2 separate regions of the Homo sapiens genome follow, and region 1 is linked to region 2. The links are chromatin contacts, found by Hi-C or POLR2A ChIA-PET in ENCODE. All regions are on one chromosome and are shown on one strand. Each heading gives the region's core, a stretch centred on a gene start or an enhancer-like site at or near the end of the contact. The rest is flanking DNA. Distances are from core to core; before and after follow the strand shown.

Evidence for each region. Hi-C counts contacts between places; a loop is a spot of excess contacts on that map. ChIA-PET counts read pairs that join two places held with the same protein, here RNA polymerase II (POLR2A). Pooled maps may share reads with other maps.
Region 1: a loop to region 2 is called in a map of cardiac septum, with 2.4 times the contacts of the local background. The contact joins two enhancer-like sites. A Hi-C loop is called at or near these places in 3 of 168 maps with a recorded cell type or tissue (ascending aorta, cardiac septum and endothelial cell of umbilical vein) and 2 of 50 pooled maps. POLR2A ChIA-PET finds 5 or more read pairs at or near these places in 2 of 52 experiments (AG04449 and H1).

What each region holds. Positions count from the first base shown.
Region 1 is chr9:16,528,733-16,535,504 of GRCh38, reverse strand. All of the region lies in intron 5 of BNC2 (basonuclin zinc finger protein 2), which reads left to right. Among named protein-coding and RNA genes, the nearest start is that of BNC2-AS1, 190 kb to the left of the region's middle. Within about 2 kb of position 4,669, at least 3 of the 41 ENCODE cell types and tissues checked have a DNase peak (open chromatin) inside an H3K27ac peak, as active enhancers do.
Region 2 is chr9:16,705,733-16,711,806 of GRCh38, reverse strand. The region is part of intron 3 of BNC2 (basonuclin zinc finger protein 2); the gene reads left to right. Among named protein-coding and RNA genes, the nearest start is that of BNC2-AS1, 18 kb to the left of the region's middle. RefSeq lists enhancers at 621-1,269, 4,745-5,245. Within about 2 kb of position 2,571, at least 2 of the 41 ENCODE cell types and tissues checked have a DNase peak (open chromatin) inside an H3K27ac peak, as active enhancers do.

The DNA.
Region 1 (6,772 bases), core at 3,420-5,919, 180 kb after region 2:
TAGATGCACTAGATGAGGGAGAAAAAAAGGTGCTCATAGGTTGATTCCAGGCTTCAAGATTGGGTATATGGGAATCTAGGAAACTGGTAAGGTTGTAGACCTAACTATGTTTATAGTGAACATAGGACATTCATGCAACTTCCTAAACAATTTCTATTCCTCTGTCCAGAAGTATTAATATGAAAGAGATGGAATCTATGAAATTCCTTTTTTGAAACTGTTGCTTAAAAATTACGCCAGTGCTTTCTTTACCATCAGCCTTGCAAAGATGTGTAAATGACACCAAGTGTTTTCTCCCATCTTTTAAAAACATATGGGCAACGTTGCCATAAACAATAAACCCAAAAGTTTGGATTTCCTAGTTTCATTTCTCTGAACTGAGCAGCTACCTAGGATTTTTGGAAACTTAGTTTTATAGGTGATGAAGATTATTTTTATATGTAGAAATGTCAATTGTGACAAAAGTTAAAAATTTGGAAATCATTTTATTATCTACAGATCTACAGAAAAAAATAGGCAGATTTTTCTTTCCACCTAGATTTAATTTTAAGAATATGAATATTTGATTCATCCACATTTTCATCTTAACAGATACTGCTACATGTTTAACCAAAAGATTAGGATTTTTGAATGGTTTGCTATTTAGTTACGTTTCAGAGCCAAAGTATAAAAGTTTTGATTTTTTCTGCCATTTACTTTGTCATCTAGGTTAAACTCCTCCAAACTGTGAATGTTTTTTAAAGAAATCATATCTAGGTTATTTATGAAAATATACAAAAGCCATCTTCCTGCTGAGTAAATAGAAAACTAGTTTGTTCATGGTTTCTCTGTACTTCTTATAGATGGGTGGAGAATCATTTTTTTGTTAAAGAGTATACCTACCTACAAAAGACGATAAAGAGAGATACTTGGGGAGAAAGCAACTTAGTGCATTATTTGTTTCCAGAAGACAAACATGCAATTTATAATTTAAATTAAGATCAGGGTACATAAACTATTAAGTATGATAAATGACAATGTATTTCAATTTTATATTATGTCAGTTTAGAGAGACGGATTAAGGGAAAGGGTAATGAAGGAGGAAGAGAGACACAGATTTTTAGAAATGATTTTCTCATGATTTTTTATGATGTGGTTTTGCAACCATGGTACAAATCAGAATTAGGTTGCACAGTTAGATGTCCATTCCTGCATTACTATTGTGTGATTCTCTCCTTCACGGGCAGTCTTATTTACTGTAAAACTAAAACAGGGAGACTTCCACAATGTTAGATCGAGGAAGAAAACCATAATTGATAATGGTAAGAAAGCTTAACAGTGCCAAAACTAGTAATCCTCAAAATTGCATCTTCTAATATCACATCTAGAGCTCTTTGCATTGAGTAATATTTCTCTTTAAATCATAACAGTAGTAATTCATTCAGGATAGGACTATTTTAAAAAGCACTTACACCATTATTGGTTTAGCTGATGGTCACAAAGTCTACCAGTGTTAGGTAGACGTGGATGTTTTTAAAAACGAATTTTAGAAGTCAGACGTTTTTTGTAGTTACATTGAAATCTGCTGTATTACTACTAAGAATGATTGTCTTAAAAGTTGATTTTTAGATTATGTTTCTCTCTAATAAAATTCACTTCTATAAAATTTTGCCTGCTGCTATAGGAAGACCTATAAAAACATACATTTTAACTCAGAAATATTTTTCCTGCCTAATTATCTCCTTGTTGGCATTTGCTATTTAGTTACATTGTGCTTCCTTTTTATATGTGATTTACAAATAGCAGTAATGTTGAAAAATGTAATGTTTGTTTTAAGTTTATAAACGACAGATTGAAGTAATGAGTTTGTGGATGTACCATGAAATACAAATAGGCAGATTTTTCTTCCTACCTAGGTTTAGTTTTAAAAATATGAATATTTGATTCATCCTCATTTTCATCTTAACAGATACTGCCACATGTTTAACCAAAAGTAACTTATCCCTAAATTTTTCTTACATTTTAATATCTATAAGCTGTCTTATTTTTATTGGCTTTGATTCAGAATTATTTCTCTTTTATGCTTTATTCCTTATTTGTATTTTTATCATAGATCAAATGACAGTTTTCAACAACACACAGATTTGTAATGGCTAGAATCTCATTTACTAATTTATTATAAAAACAGAATAATCTAGGCATTAAAAACCTGTGTGCCTGATACTTAATCTTTGTGTTTGTTTCCAGAGGCATGCAGGGTGTTTCCTGTCCAAGACACAAACCATATATTTCATTTGTCATATCTAATGTTTTTCATATCCAGAAATCATGCTCCATGTTATGTTTTACAAGACTTCATAAAAATAAGTGATCCAAATAAAATTTATAGTTAATTTTTCTGTCATAGCAAAATTATCTCTTTCTCTTCTTTTTCCCACAAGGGTACAGATGGGATTATAAAGTTTAAATGAGTGTATATTTACAAATAAAGTCTTAAGTTTTGAAACTAGACAGTAATTTATTATTTAGACATTGCTAGCGTTGTGTTGGTAGCATTACAATAGCTTTCTAAATGAAAACAAACCAAGCAACCAGCCAACCCTGATTTGCAAGTGTTTGCTGATTTCTCTGGTGAAAATATCCCATGATGGCTGATTTCAGCCTGTCAACATGAGTCACTGAACATGGAGTTGGGAAGAGATGCTTAGTCACACATTATTATATGGTATTTCCACCATACCAGACGTAAGTAGAAGCAAGTAATCTTCAGAGCACAGATAATAGTAAAATGTAGTCAAATAATTATAAGAACATAGATAATAGTAAAATGTCAAATAATTAGAAGTGATGAATTTTGAGTACCTATTATCATTGTTTTTAATTTTTTTCATTGCATGTTTCTAAAATTTAATTTTTAATGTCGTCTGTTTGAACCACCAACTCCCAAAATTTCCGAATGTTTAGCAATCAGCTCTCATAGGCTGGCATGAGCCAGCCCTAGCACACTACTGCACAAAACCATTTCTGGTGAATAGGAAGATAGGTTGTGGTCAGTGTCTATTGTAGGAGAGGATGTCTTGTGTCTGCGTGCCCAGGGAGGAAAAGCAGCCATTTTCTGTTTCAGCTCACATTACTAAACACCACCTGGTCCCATAAATTTTGGTATTTATATTAATATAAGGCCTTGAATGAGAGCAAAATACCAGAGTCTTTTAATAAAAGGACAGGGAAAATAAATATTTTCATTACAAAGATTACAAAAATAAAGATTTTCATTGCAAAATTATTCTTATTTTTTTTTTTCTGTATGTCTCTTGGCTGTTGTATATCTCCCACTTGAATAATAAGCAGATCCTATAGTCAGTGCTTCCTAATGCCACTCCAGTATCAAGGATAAGCTACTTAAATAGTTTTACTCAACAGGATATATTGATAATTTATGTGTTAACAGAAAGTAGTAGCTGTGTTGTTACCAAAAAAAAAAGAACTTAAATCTTTAAAAATTTAATATGCGTTAGCAACTGAGATAACGAAATGAACAGTGTGGAGTTAAAGAATCTCATGCAACAAATGGCAGAATTTTAAGTGCATTTTGTCAAACTTCCCCATTTAAGAAGAGGGTGAGCTCCTTCCTATATTACTATTGGCAGCTTATCGGTGGTGTTAGTCAAGCATTTTGAATAAAATAATATGTTAAAAAATATAATTGATTTCTTTGGGGGAATACAGGAGATCTCTAGATAAATTCATTTAGATGGGTTGACAAAACTAATGGTGTGCATGATTAAGAAGAAAAATTTGACATATTCTGTGTATAACCCTTTGAGTATTAATTCTGACCAGATCACACTGTAAATAATGTTAACTGTCATAAAATAAACACAGCCGGAGTTTGCACCATATGTTTTATAATTATTTTGCAGCTTCTTTTTTTTTGTTTGTTTGTTTTTACTGAAAATGGAACCTACTGATAACTCTGTGAAGTTATGTTTACATAAAAGTAAATTATACTTGCACGTTAACAAACTTGGCTTCACAGACCAGTGTCTCTAGGTTTTTGTTTAAAAAAAAAATTAAATGAAAGAAAAACTTCTCCCTCTCTCGCTTGGTTTTTTGTTTTTTTTTTTCTTATTCCCTCAGAAACATCGTCTCAAACAGAAATCTGCTGTAGCATCTTGTCGCCGCTTTCTTGTTTTTGCACATGTGAAGGAGAAGCCTTTGGAATGCCACCCAGAGGAGGGAAAAGCCTAACCACTGAACTCACAGAGAGTGTTTGGTTTAAGTAGCCCTGGAGTGGCCTTTCAGACTGAGGCTACTGTGGTCTTCTAGTTTGTTTTTGTTTTCTACCTTCTTCCTTGCAAGTGTTTAACACTGCCAGAAATAAAGGCTCCCTTAGAACATTTAAGTAATTTTTAAAACTGTTATTATTTTCATAATCACCATCTCCTCTTGATCTCAGGGGAGGCTAGGCATCCTTGTTTATCTTTAATAGAGCCTTGGAAACTGATAGTGCCAATGGGAGGTGGGTGGCAAGTTTCGTAATATGCCTACCTCCTCCTGCCCCCTCCCGGCTCATTGCTAAATATGTCTCTTGGCAGATCTGACAATATCCATAATTATCAGGCACCGTGAGCCCTGCTGCAGAGCTGCTTGTGCATGACACCTGTCCAGCTCATGCTCTTCCCCTGCATCTCCTCATGCCTCGGCTTGCTGGCTGGCCGTGCGTCAGAGCAACAGTCTGCCGTTAGTGAACTCATTTCTCTTCTTGTCAGATTCTCAGACACCAGAAGTTCTGCCCACACAGCTTACAACATATACCATGGTTTGTGGTGCAATCTTTCACACAGTAGGCATTTCATAAACTTTTGTGAACAAATGCAAAAAGTTAATGCAGATATTTCTCTCAGCATTATGGTTTACATTCTCCCTCTATGAAGTGCTTTTCCCGCTCTTGACAGATTTCTCAGCATAATATCATGTTTTCCATAAAAGTGGATCTTGATCATCGCCCTCTCTCCTAGACAGAGAAAAGCCTTGTCAGTTTTTTTATGAGAGAGAAAATCCAGGGAACCCCAATTGGCTTTCATAGTGCTTAGCAATTCTCATGAAGGGGGTGAAATGTGGAGTAGAGAAATGTACAGTGATTTCTGGAACTTTTGTTCCAGAAGATGTTAATAAGGTGAAGTTGTTGTTAACTAAATTTTGCAGGTATAATAAAACTTGAAGATGAAGCTATATTCAGGGAGAAAATCTGCAAAGAGAGGAATTTCGTAAAGGGCAGGGTGAACAGTAATGCCGCTTCAGTAGTTCATGCCTGTGCATAGTCAACCTTAGAAAGGCTTTTTTAAAAAAAAAAACAAAAAACAAAAAACACTTCACTTTTTTGGCCAGGTGCGGTGGCTCATGCACTTTGGGAGGCCGAAGTAGGCAGACCACTTGAAGTCAGCAGTTCAAGACCAGACTGGCCAACATGATGAAAGTGAAACCCCATCTCTACTAAAAATACAAAAATTAGCTGGGCATGGTGGTCCGTACCTGTAATCCCAGCTACTCAGAAGCTGAGGCAGAAGAATCGGTTGAGCCTGGGAGGCAGAGGTTGTGGTGAGCCGCGATCATGCCACTGCTCTCCAGCCTGGACAACAGAGTGAGACTCCATCTCATAAATAAATAAAAAATAAAACTAAAACCTCAGTTTTGAAGGAGAGGTCATAGATTTCGGTTTGGGGATTTATTTAGTGGAACAGTTGTCAGGTATTCATAGAAGGTTGGATTAAGGATGAAACTTTTCATCCTTAGAAACTACAGCAGTCTATTTAATGAATAGCATACTCAAAAATTATGACTTAATATTTTTATTATTTATAAAATTTTATTCCACTAGAACAACTAGTAATCATCATCTATTATGCAGTTTTGACTAAACCCTTTTTCCACAACAGGGACCAGAATTAGGTAAGAAAATTTGGGAAGATGTCAAAATATATCAAAGCTTCCTTTTAAATATGTGTTATTGGTTTTTGATTATGAAAGTAATACAAAATTAATATAAAATTGAAACATTGCAGTAATGTATAATGCAAAAATGAAAACTGTCCATAGCCCCTTTTTGTAGAGATAACACTTCTCCATATGTTATCATTATCATGTATCTGTGGCACTAATTATGATTATTAGTAAATGGATTCATTCTATGTATATTTTTCTTATATCCTACTGTTTAAAAAATATATCTTGTGGTTGACCAAAAAATATCTACCCACTTCCACTCAAAATATCCATGTCAAATCCCTGGAGCCTGTGAATGGTACCTTATTTGGAAAAAAGGGTTTTTGCAGATGTGATTAAGTCAAGGATTTTAAGATAAGGAGATAATCTCGGACTCTGTGGGTAGGCCCTAACTACCATCCTGTGTATCCGTGTAAGATATTAGGAGATTACATACAGAGCAGAAGACATATGCAAAGGAGGAGGTGAGGTAAAGATGGCGGCAGAGCCTCCGGAAGCTAGGAGAGAGGCATGCAACAGATTATTTCCCAGAGCCTCTGAGTGGAACACAGCCCTACTCACACCTCAATTGCAAACTTCTGGCCTCTGGAACAGAGAGAGAATATGTTTCCATTGTTATAAGCCACTACGGTGGTAGTAATTTGGTGTGGCAGCCCTAGGAAACTAATACAGGCCTCTTTCCACGTTAGTATAGAGAGATCTCATCCATTTTTTGAACCTCCATATAATTTCCCATTATGTGGATATACCATAATTTATTTAGTCACTTATTTAAAGACAGTTGGGT
Region 2 (6,074 bases), core at 1,322-3,821:
GACTCTGTCCTGCCTTCCTTTCATGCATGTATTCATTGTTTCTTACTGAGTGAGACAAGCACATTTAAAGTAGAATATATTCCTTCTCTCCAGAATAATAGAATGAAATCAGTGATCAAGTAATTTTTCATTTCAGTAATTCAACAATCAATGGAAACAAAACAAAATGAGTTAGGAAAGAATAGTTTGCATTAAGCTCAGACATGGAATAATATTTGAAAACAAAGTATCACTATAGTTTTGTGCTGTAGGTTCTTCCTGACCTAAGTGATTGTTGAAAGGACTTTCTCTAGTTTAGAGGTATGTTTATCTTCGAACAATAATCACTTCATGCTGTTCTTTTTTTCCTAGTTGACCCATTCTCCAGACCTTTCAAAAACTTTTTAAGTGGATGTAAACTCCGTTTTAATTAGAGCAGTGCAGTCTAATACTGCAACTAGCGAGGAATGGAAGAAACGTGCTGGAAGTTAATACAACCCAAATCAACCACAGCCAGATAATTCCCCTGATCTTTGTAACAACCGCCCCCCCTTCCCCACCTCCACAATTAAGTGACCCTGTTGTTCTGTAGTTTCAACGAGACATTTAAGGTTCATTTAAAAAAATGATCATCCTTTACAGGATTCTTTGCTCTTGCGTTTCTCTTTCTTTCTTCCCCTTGCCACACAGCTGTCACTGGTATAGGAGAAAGACTGGGGGGAGGGGAGGAGGAGGAAGCCCTGCTCAAATCGTGTCACGTAGCACTAATTCATCTGCTCTCATTAGAGGGAGCGAGGGACAGCAGTGATGGCCAAGAGCTGCACTCTACACATGACACGCGAACAGTTTGGGGAATAGAAAATTGCTTTCTCAGGAAGCCCAGCCAATTAAGGACTTGACCATATTGAATGTCAAGTGTTAATTTAGGTTTTTCTTCATTTTCCCAGTAGTAATGTGGGTCCTGTGATGAGCAAATACATGTCAAGTAAAAGTTGATTGCATGAAGGACCTGGGTATTATATGTCACTGACAAGTCACAAATGTACTGAAGTCTTTTAACCCCTTAGGTGAGTTGGGAGGGGGAGGGGAGAATGGGATTAATGGTACCATAATGATAAGAATAGATAGTTTATGTGGGGGTGGCTTGGATGGGACAGACAGGAATGGTAATTCATGCAAAAACTGGGGATAGAACAAATCCTACTCTGAGGGCATAAATAGAGACCCTTGAAAAGCATACATGCATATATATAATTCCCACTGCAAACACACTGCCCAGAATATATGTTCGGTCTCCTAAGATTTTATGAAAAGGGAAAATAGTGTACTCTGTGGTCATGAACCAGGAAATTCCTTATTAATTATCTCATTTGAAAGAAAGAAAACATTCATTAAATAATTACACTGTTTTGGATATTTTAGCCCTTTGGCTCAATGCCACTGTAATATTTCTGGCTATTTACTTATAATTTCAATCTCTAATATTTATTTTCAATGGACTCTGTGTGATACATGTCATAGGAAAGATGCAAAGCATAAGACTGAAAGAATGTTTGTTTTCTGTCTTGAGTATCTCTGTAAGGTGTTGTTTAACCAATAGAAACTGGTGGAAGGTCCATCATTGTCATTCATTTCTTTTTGTGCCCAGGTGTAGGAGGGGAAGAGATTCAAGCTTCAGCAAGTGAAGTAACTTTTTTTTTTTTTAAATGTTGAACGTTGCCCATCATGTTTAGCATCTCATTTCCATTCATCAGCATTCATTTACATATGAATGTCTTGAAAATAAGAGAATGTCTGTTTCTGTTGCAGTTGTACATGTAGCAAATAAGAATGCCTCCAGTTTAGAATACTGTGTGTAGTCTGGGCAATCTTAGAAGTTATTCGTGATTGGGCCTTGTTTTTCCTTTATACCTATAACCACTTTTCCCCTTCATATCTTTGAAGACATAATCTTAATTAAAACACTTTCTTGAAACCTACTCTCTTCTATTTATTCCAAAATTTTAACACACTTGCCTTTGTATGTTGACAATGCTTAAACTTTGAAAATTTAAGTCTGATCATACTTTAATTTTGGCAACAAAACTTACTAACGTAGTCTTTCCCTGTCTCTCCCACAGGTTAGAAACTGTGCAATCATTATATTAAAAGTTAACTAAATTTTATTAAGGAATAATTAGGAAACAATTCCAAGAATTTGATGTTTAATAAAATAGGTTTTTCTTGAGAAAGAAATAGTCCCTCTAATGAGGCTCCTGAATGCTGGGCTGGCATCTGAGTTCTTTAACATCTCTCCTCCATGTCTCAAAACTAACCAAACAAAATTCGCTTAACTCTCTCTTCCCTTCCTATTTTGATAAGCTCTGTGGAACTGTGGTGGCATTGCAAGTGTACTGTTTAATTAAAATCCAGTTGTCAGCAGGCTCTCTTCCACTGGGTGTGCTGAGAGACTTAAGTAAGTTTCCATAAAGTAAATTCTGACGATGGCAGCGTGGGTTGCTGATTCAAGTTATTCCTTCTCTTCTGTGTCACTTTTGACGGATGGTACCTAATGCAATCAACCACAGGCCGAGAAAGCCTTTTCTTTGGTTGCTTTAGTAACTGGACCAGGAGTTCCCCTCCCCACTTCATCTCCCCTTCAGTGGCTTGCTCACTCCTTGCTGCCACCCCCACCAACACTTCAGCCCAAATAGGAAAGCGGAAAGAACAGCAGAACTACCTAGGACTGGCTGACAGGCTTTCCCTAAACCTCCATTTCCCAGCGGTGAAGCCGAAGCTGCCTCCCTTTGCGTGCGTTTTTGATAAATTTAAGAAGTCAAATCGCTGACACAGATAGATAATCCAAGTGTATAGGGTGAAGCGTTATAAATTAACACATTATTCCCTCTTAATGTGAAATACTTGAGAATGCATTTTCTGAGTCCCCTGACATCTACCCAGTGAGGGCTCACATTGTGCTTTTCTAGTGGCATTGATTTGTTAAAGCGCTGAATCAGCATCTCAGGCCAGCTGCCTGATCCACTGTTTTGTTGTGGGGCTCCAGCTCCTCCTCTCTGCCAGCAATCCCTTTTTTCCTTCGGTCTTCCTTTTCTTTTTCTCTCCCTTTCCCTACTGACTCCTTCTCTGCTTTTTTCCATTTTGCTCCTCCCCATCTCATTCTTATTTCTTTTTCTCTCTCACCCCGCCCTTCCTGTGGCTTGCTTTTGTCTCAATCTGGTTTTCCTCCCACACCATCTCTTTGCTTTTCCTTCCTTCTCTCTTTTGTCCATACACATCTTGTCCTTTCTCATCTCTGAGTGAGTTTTCCCTCACTCAGGGTTGGTGTCTGTTAACTGCCTTTGCTTGCATGTGCATGTTGTATGTGTGTGTTGAGGAGGGGGTTGATTTAGCCAATCTCTCGACTCCAAATGAATCCCTGCAGAGCAGAATAAATTAACGTATGCCTGTTTGCACATGCATGTCCTGTTTTTAATAGAAGTTCATGAGAAAACTTTCACCTATTTTGCTTTCTAGAAATTAAAACGTAGCTTACAGAACTTTAAAACTCTTATTTCTAAATGCCATTTAACACAGTAAAGTTTTCTTTTGGCTCAAGGAAAATGGAAATCACGGCTGGTTATCACAGATTTGATCTACTCACATTGTACCCACCAAAATAAATTAACATTTCTACAAAACTCTGGGCACCTTTTTGAATTTCAGTGAACTTACTGATACGACATTTTTTCTTCAGCAGGTTCTGTATTGTTCTGATTCCACTTATTTGTACTGGTACAATTTCATAGAAAATAGTTTTCATCGTGGTATTTGTAGCATGCTCTGATTTCCTAATATGTGATGCATCGCTATACCATAGTAGTGAATACTTAGATTATAAAATTACTTTGGCCCGGCGTGGTGGCTCACACCTGTAATCCTAGCACTTTGGGAGGCTAAGGTGGGCAGAGCACCTGAGGTCAGGGATTCCAGACTAGCCTGGCCAACATAGTGAAACCGTGTCTCTCCTAAAAATGTAAAAATTAGCCGGGTGTGGTAGCACATGCTTGTAGTCCCAGCTACTCAGGAGGCTGAGGCAGGAGAATTGCTTGAACCTGGGAGGTGGAGGTTGCAGTGAACTGAAACCGTGCCACTGCACTCCAGCCCGGGCAACAGAGTGAGACTCCATCTCAAAAATAATAATAATAGTAATAATTACTTGGCAACTTGTTTAGAACTAAAATGAGATTGCTTATCCTTCTTTTAGTGATGTATCCCAGAGTTCCAGAGGTCTTCAGAGGAGATATATTACCATGGAGAGGGTTACATGTACTGCAGGTGCAACTTCACAGACCTCTTTTCATAGGCCCCGGTTCATCCTTTGAATATTGGTCCAAGATACTTTGGTGTCACTGTGTTGATTAACTTGATATAAGAAGAAAAGTGTATCTGTTTGGACTAAAATAGAAATTAACCTCTGTAATTTTAATCTCACGGCATCACTTGATTCTTCCTTCAATTTTACTGGGTTTTACTCTAGTAACTTCACACTAGTAACATCAAAATTGGAATTTGAATATGCACATTGATAATAAATCAGATTACTTGAAAAAAATCAAATGTCTATTGCTGTTGTTTTTTTTTGGCGGGGGGGCGGAGTCTTGCTCTGTTGCCCAGGCTGGAGTGCAGTGGCGCGATCTCAGCTCACTGCAAGCTCCGCCTCCCGGATTCACACCATTCTCCTGCCTCAGCCTCCCGATTAGCTGGGACTACAGGCGCCCACCATCACGCCCGGCTAATTTTTTGTATTTTTAGTAGAGACGGGGTTTCACCGTGTTAGCCAGGATGGTCTCGATCTCCTGACCTCGTGATCCGCCCGTCTCGGCCTCCCAAAGTGCTGGGATTACAGGCGTGAGCCTCCGCGCCCAGCCTTCTTGCTGTATTTTATATAGATTAAACTGACAATTTGATTTCAGCATTTGCAATTTGAAATGGAAGTGTTTCACATAGGTTTTGGTAACCTTTGCTTCTGAGTTGGATTGATTCTCCCCTCCCCCCAGTCAAGTATAATTCCTTTTTTTTAAAAATTAATTGCTGTCCTCTCATGAATTAGCATGGCTTGGCTAAGGTGAAGGGATTAGAATGACTTTTCAAGGCATGATAATGTCTGTTTAAAGGAAAGAAAAAGAAAAAAGTCTTTTAACTAGGGCTTAAGACTAATTCCAGCTACTAAGGAGACAAAAATTACTCTAAAGAAGACAATTTGGTTTTATTTTATATGTGCATGTTAACCTGCTTTGAGATCATCATTTTGTATTTTAGGGTATTCTCTTAGATGAAGTAAGATGTTCTTCATTTGTTACTGAAAGGGGACATGGCCTCACTCCAGGAGATTAAAGCTGGAACACCTTCTGCCTTCTGTAGGGATAATCACAGCTCACCTGGCTGTAGCTCAAGGTCAGGGCAAAAAGAGGGGACTTTGTGCTTTTTAGAATTGCCTATGACTACAGTAGAGAAGAGGAATAATAAAACAATTGGACAAGATTGAAAGTGAATGTGCATCATATGAAGATAGTTAATAAGATGAATGATCAGAAAAAGACAATCTGGAAGACATCCTTCAGTGGTAGGAGAATCAGTGGTAGAAGAAGAAAGGGGTATTTTGGGGTGCAAAACTATGACCTCTGTTAACTTGCAAAAATTAGTACTGTTGTGATTGGTTATAAAGGGCTACATGAGAACAATTTTAAAATTATAAAAACATTTGTAAACATTTAGTATGATTTTAATTTTTCATTTGGTATACATACTTTTTAAAATAGTTGCTTGTCAGTTATGTTGCTTGGAAGGCAGAACTCTCTGCACAAGCAATAAGTCAGTAAATCCAGTTTTTTGATCTAATATTGTTGCTTGTTTGTTTTGTAATAATAGCATGTAAATAAAAATGGTTAAGTGTAGGTGTTTTAGGATTCAATCCCTTTGAATTTTTCTCTCAACTTCTCTGGAGAAATAGGAATTGTTTCTGGGTGTTTTGTAAATCTAAATTGAATGTCACTTAAATGTGAAAGAACTGGCACCTTTGATAAGTAGTCCCCATACTGAATCATTTTGTCATTAAT